Linked DNA regions of Homo sapiens: region 1 is linked to region 2. The links are chromatin contacts, found by Hi-C or POLR2A ChIA-PET in ENCODE. All regions are on one chromosome and are shown on one strand. The core of a region is the stretch at or near the end of the contact, and the rest is flanking DNA. Distances in the headings are between cores, read along the strand shown.

Region 1 (2,829 bases), core at 49-2,548, 2.7 Mb after region 2:
ATCGCACCATTGCACTCCAGCCTGGGCAATAAGAGCAAAACTCCATTGCAAAAGAAAAAATTTTTTTAAAAAAATTAAGCTATTATCATTACATATGTTTATTATACTCTTTGCACATAAAAGTTTATACATTTTCGGCCGGGCGCGGTGGCTCACACCTGTAATCCCAGCACTTTGGGAGGCCGAGGTGGGCGGATCACAAGGTCAAGAGATCAAGACCATCCTGGCCAACATGATGAAACCCCGTCTCTATTAAAAGTACAAAAATTAGCTGGGCATAGTGGCACACGCCTGTAATCCCAGCTACTAGGGAGGCTGAGGCAGGAGAATCGCTTGAACCCGCGAGGCAGAGGTTGCAGTGAGCCGGGATTGTGCCACTGCACTCCAGCCTGGCGACAGGGCGGGACTCCATCTCAAAAAAAAAAAAAAAAAAGTTTATACATTTTCTAACTTTTATTGTACATTTCATTTTATCAACATAAAATTAACCTTTGGTTACTAAAAAAAATATATTGATAGATGGCAAGCATGCTTCCAAACGGATTGGACTTGTTGTAGTCAATTGATGTTTATGATTTAAAAAAAAAAAAGAAAACAAAACCTGTTCATTTAAACAATCATTATTATTTCCAGGTATTTTATGAGGAAGGGGCTTACACAGACATTTCTGTAACTAATAAATTATTTTTCTGCTTCTTTAGAGTTAATTATTCACAGTTACTTTGCGTAGTTACATGAGTTAGCTCTTCCCAACATTAGTAGTATTTGTTTTGTTTTGTTTTGTTTTTGGAAAATTTTCATCTAAATCACCGTGGGATATAATCACCATTCCACATGTTGCTTTGTTCAGTTGTACAGTACCTACCTTAGCCTCTGTAAAATTTGGTAAATATCACTGCTTTCTGGTTAAGTTCTGTGGAAGAAGGCAGAAAAAAAAATTACACCTCCCATGTCCCTTGTTGAATTAAGAGTACACAGACTTCTCTTTCCCCTTTTTTAAAATAAGTATCGTGGCAGTTGAAAACAGGTGCTAATTCAGTTCATTCACGATATGAGAAAGATCAATGTACATTTGAAACTCTCTTCAGAGCAGAAAATTGTTAAGAGTTGCGCAAAACAGAAAGCAGGTCCTTTTCTAAATATAGCAACGTCATATGACCCCACTGGTCTTTGTACTCAGAGAATTAAGGTATTAGACACATTGCTCCACGGATGCAGCATATAATTACTCTGGGGAAGAGGGACTATGACCAACGAGCACAGATATTAATATAAATATTGGGCTTGTGTCTGTCCTTTTTGATCTAAGGAAATAGACTTTTGAATGTTGCTGGGACATCCCCACATGACAGCTTGTCAACTGTGTAAACTTTCCCACTGCACACAGAAAACAGTTCTTCCATCTCTTTGGTTTTATTTTTATACCCCTTTTCACAGCAGTCAATGTTTAAACACTTTTCAAACAGTAGACTTTTTTTTGTCTATTTCCTTCTTTAACTGTGAGGTCTCAAACTGATGCTAATTCAGTTTTGTTGGTTATCATGATCATTTATGATACTAGATAGTTCTCAATTTAGGTCCCCTGTAATTAATCTCTGTGAACGTGGTGTTTTGTTTGTTTTGTTTGGTAACAACTCTTTACAGGGTAATTTGGACATGTATCCTTAAAGCTTTTAGTGCTTTTTAATTTTTTTAGTCTTTATTTTTAAAGACCATTTCAAGTTTACTGTGTATCTGGGAGAAATTAAAGATTAAATTGGGAGTGCAATGTTCAAGAGCTATCACTGCATTTAAATGTGTTTATCTGCAAGCTAAAATTCTTAACACCACCATTCTATTTTGCAGGAGGTAAGTCTTTCCAGCCAAGCAAGGGTTTGCAAAGCCGAGGTTAGTCAGTAAGGGCCGATACATATTAAAATTGAGAAAAGGCCTGTCCAAGCTTGGGGAAAAGCAGCTGTTCTCACACTGCTATCAGCATTTATCAAGGGGGAAATTTTTGTGTTAGCCCTCTGGGCCCACGGGAGGGAAGGAGTAGAAGGAAGTAACTATGATAGTTGCATATTTGAAGGAAGCAGAGGCCTCAGCTGGTTGCTAAAAAATCAATTTAAAAAATAAATGATGGAGCTCAGGCATACGGCAAGTTGTGGACTGAGAATTTGGTTTCAGGATTAGGGTGTTTCTACTTGGAAATTTACCATCCAGTTCCCTGGACCTGTCTTGGGGCATTTTTGTTGTTGTTGTTGTTGTTGTTTTGTTTTGATTTTTTTTGAGACAGGGTCTCACTGTCTCCCAGGCTGGAGTGCAGTGGCGCGATCTTGGCTCACTGCAACCTCTACCTCCCTGGTTCAAGTGATTCTCGTACCTCAGCCGCCCAAGTAGCTGGGATTACAAGTATGGGCCAGCACATCCGGCTAACGTTTGTATTTTTAGTAGAGATGGGGTTTCACCATGTTGGCCAGATTGGTCTCAAACTCCTGACCTCAGGTGATCAGCCTGCCTCCACCTCCTAAACTGCTGGGATTATAGGCGTGAGCCACCGCCCCGACTTTGGATTGAGGATACTCATTGATTAGTTTCAGATGTCCCTTATGAAATCAATTTCTTCATAAACCTTTTACTCCATATTGTCTTTTACAAAAAAGAGTACATTTCTGTACTATTATATACTTAAAATTATTTGTTAAACTATGTATTTTTGACAAATAAATCCAAAGACTCCAAATTTTAAAAAATAACCCCTCTTTTCAAAACAGCCTTCCCAAAGTTAAATTAAAAGTTGAGTTGGGGCTGGGCACAATGGCTCGCGCCTGTAATCCTAGCACTTTGGGA
Region 2 (3,135 bases), core at 539-3,038:
TCCTTTACCACCAGACTTAGGAAAGATATGGTGACACATTCAAAACTTGAGGTGGAAGAACTCCAGAGGAAGGGAATCCGAACCAAGGATGTGCCAAGGTGATTCGTCAAGAACAAATATGGACTGGGGGCCAACAGTTTTGAAAAAGTAAAAGGAGAAAACTTCTAAAATGCAGGGTGGGCTCTTTAAAAGAAGTAAAATCACTGCTCTTGACTCACTTAATCCTTCGCCATGTTGCTGTCAGCTCACCAACTAAGAGTGCGAGTGTGTCTTGCTGGGCCCATTTTCCCATGGTCTGTAGAAGGCGCTGTGAAGCACATCCTGTTCTAGCTCGGGGGCCCTTCCCCCCTCTGCAGCCTTACCCAGTGCAGAGAATGCGCCCCCTACTGACTCCAACACTCATCGCCTTTAGCCGACTTGGCTGCGGTGCATTTTGGGTGGGGGCTGGTATTTTCTCCATGGCCATAAACCAGAAGCAACAATGCAGATTTCTAAAGAAACTGTATCAAGCTATCCAAGAGATTTTTTTTTTTTTCATTCTGAAGGTTCAAGATACAGGCACAAGAAGCATCAGGGATGGGAACTGGGTGTGTGGGGATGGACATCATTAACATGACAAACACAGAAACAGTTTGGTTCTTTTTCCCTCCTAAGCCTTTGTCTGTGAAATGGGGTTATGGCAAGAAGTGTCCAGAGTAACTGGTAAATTCAAGAAGATTAAGAAGACTTCGTGTGTGGGGGGTGTGTGTGTGTGGCTAAAAAGGATATCAGACCTAGAGTCTTGGTCTTGGGCAGAAGAGGAAGAGAAGCAATCGCGCCTTTTCCAGCAGACAGGGATCAAGGTTGGGGGGGAGGGGAAGGCAGGCAGGCCTCCCAGAGGAAAGAAGAGGTGAATACGAGTGTGTTCACAAAACTACTCCCCATTCATTACATTAAAAAAAAATCTTTTTGCAGCTCTCTGGATTTCCATTTTCTACCACCTTACTGCAAAGTTGGGGCTCAGAATGTTCGAAAGAGGTGCTGACCAGGCAGCTGAGATTGGGGAAAAGGGATGGTGGTGAACTGTGGTCAGGATAAGAGGAAAGCTGGCAGGTTGGGGAAGAAGGATTGCACAGGGGAGGCAAAGACTCACTCCATGCCATGCATGCTCCCCGCCCCCCCCAACCCCGTCCCCCCTCCCCCAGGTAAGGGTGGGCAGACCTGGCAGAAGGCTGGTTCAAGGCATGGGGGTGTGCGTGGGGGGGCTCCTTTTGGGGGTGGGGGGCGGACGGGATTAGTTCCAGGATGGGAGAAGCTCGGTTCTGGCTGGGGGAGATGCCCTTAGCTGCAAAAGCTCCGGGCGGCCAGGCAGAGTGCTGGCCTCGGTGGGCTCACAGGGCGGAGAAGGGGGTCGGGCTGCAGGAGGAGGCGCCTGGACCTCCGGAGCAGAGTCGGGTAGCGGTCCGTGCCGGGACGGGGGACCCGTCGGCGCCGGGGTGTGCAAAGGAGCGTGTGTGCGGCTGGAGGGCGGCGATGCGAACAACAATGCGCCCGCGCCCGGGGCCAGGCTGCACTGGCGGCCGCGCGGGCCGGGGTCGGGAAGCCAGGCAGGGCAGGGCCGCGGGTCCGCGCGCGGCGGCGCCGGGCTTACCTTGACTCGGCCTCGAGGCGCGCGCGGGGCCGGCGTGCTCGGGGGCCGGACAGCGGCGGCGGCGGCGGGCGGATGGCGGCGGCACGGCGGTGGCGGCAGCGGGGAGGGCGCGCCCGGGGCCTCGTCGCGCTCCGGCTCGGCGGACTCCGGCTCGCGCCGCGGCCGCGGGTGCTGCCGGGGGGCGCGGCGGGCGCAGCAGAGCGGCGGGCGGCGGCGGCGTCGTCGAGCGGTGCAGACAAAGGAGGGGCGGAGGGAGGAGACGGAGGGTGTGGGAGAGGCGGCTTCACCGGCGCGGGCGGCGGCGGCCGCGCTCCTCTCGCTCCTCAGCAGCGGGGACCGAGAGAGGGAGCTGTGTCTGAGAAGACGCCAAAATCCCCCTTAGCGCTGCCTGCGGGAGGGGGAGGGGGCACAAGATGGCGGCGGCCGGGGGGGGGGGGGCGGGAGTTCAGCTCATGGATCCCGGCGGGCGGCGGAGGGGAGACCGGGCCGGCGGAGGCGGCGGCGGCAACGGGCGGGGGAGGGGGCTGATCCCGCGTCTCCCCTCAGCAGACAATACAAGCGCCTCGGACCGAGTCCCCGAACCTGCCCTAGCCAAAATGGCGGCCGAGAAAGAGCGGAAGTGACGTAAGTGCCTCATTAGCATAAGAGGACTCATTGTCCAGCTAAATAGGGGGGGGCAGTGGGGACAGCACCCCTAACCCCCTTTTCCCCAGGGGGGGTTCCTCTTACTCCCACCCCTGCTTGCACCTAACTTTTCCTGAGGGAGGGTGCTCTCAGCACCCCCACCCCCGCTTGAGGGAAATTATATAATCCCCACTGAGGGGGGAGCTCTCGCGAGAACCAGGCGGATTTGCCATTGACCCACTAGGAGGCGCCGCGGATAATGGCCGCAGTGCGCTCCCGGGGCCCGTGTGCTCGGCGGGCGCCTTCCTCTGGCCGCAGCGCCGGCGGCGGAGGCAGAAGCAGCGGGCCGCAGCACGCCCAGCACTCAGTCAGGTGGCCGTGCTGGGGATCCCTGCGCGGGCCCAGCTGGGCCTGGACTACATCTGGCGGGAGGGGTGTGCGGGGCGGCCTGGGGCGGCTCCACGTGCTCAGATGCCCGCGCTTCCACGGCTGAGAAGCGGCGGGAAGGCGCCGGGACACCTGGCCGGTCGCCCCTGACGCCTCCTGCCTTAAATGAGGTGTGAGGGCCTCGTGCTTCACACAGCGACTTGAGATGAGACACAACCCCATGGATGCCTTAGCCCTTCCTGGTGGGGTATTCGGTGCAGAGGGGCCGAGATTTTATTAAGGTCCGCCGTTACCCTGTGACTTGACATTCTTCCCAGTCACAGTGATGGACTCTTCTCTGACCTGAATAAAAAAAAAAATGGGAATCCTAGTGCCTTGAGGCCACCCAACTGGTGAAACTTAAGGATGAGAAGTGATGTTGCCAATAGGGGCATTGGCTCTCTGCAAGATCCTTAAACAACACACTTTGTAGTCCTAGGGACATAGCTTTTGGT

Evidence for each region. A loop is a pair of places that touch in the nucleus more often than their neighbours do. ChIA-PET counts read pairs that join two places held with the same protein, here RNA polymerase II (POLR2A). Pooled maps may share reads with other maps.
Region 1: a loop to region 2 is called in a pooled map, with 2.8 times the contacts of the local background. The contact joins the enhancer-like site here to the promoter of ADNP-AS1 in region 2. A Hi-C loop is called at or near these places in 1 of 50 pooled maps. POLR2A ChIA-PET finds 5 or more read pairs at or near these places in 2 of 52 experiments (CD4-positive, alpha-beta T cell and activated CD8-positive, alpha-beta memory T cell).

The regions. Positions count from the first base shown.
Region 1 is chr20:53,651,358-53,654,186 of GRCh38, forward strand. No RefSeq gene overlaps it. Among named protein-coding and RNA genes, the nearest start is that of ZNF217, 59 kb to the left of the region's middle. RefSeq lists an enhancer at 1,845-1,894. Within about 2 kb of position 1,299, at least 11 of the 41 ENCODE cell types and tissues checked have a DNase peak (open chromatin) inside an H3K27ac peak, as active enhancers do; they include CD4-positive, alpha-beta T cell, where a contact is called at or near this core.
Region 2 is chr20:50,929,196-50,932,330 of GRCh38, forward strand. It overlaps ADNP-AS1 (ADNP antisense RNA 1), which reads left to right and starts at 1,789. Exons shown (of 3, transcript NR_110009.1): 1 at 1,789-1,859; 2 at 2,180-2,254. It overlaps ADNP (activity dependent neuroprotector homeobox), which reads right to left and starts at 2,242. Exons shown (of 6, transcript NM_001282531.3): 1 at 1,631-2,242. RefSeq lists silencers at 1,461-1,640, 1,781-1,830, 1,981-2,200, 2,500-2,687, 2,551-2,730 and 2 more and enhancers at 1,071-1,861, 2,281-2,400.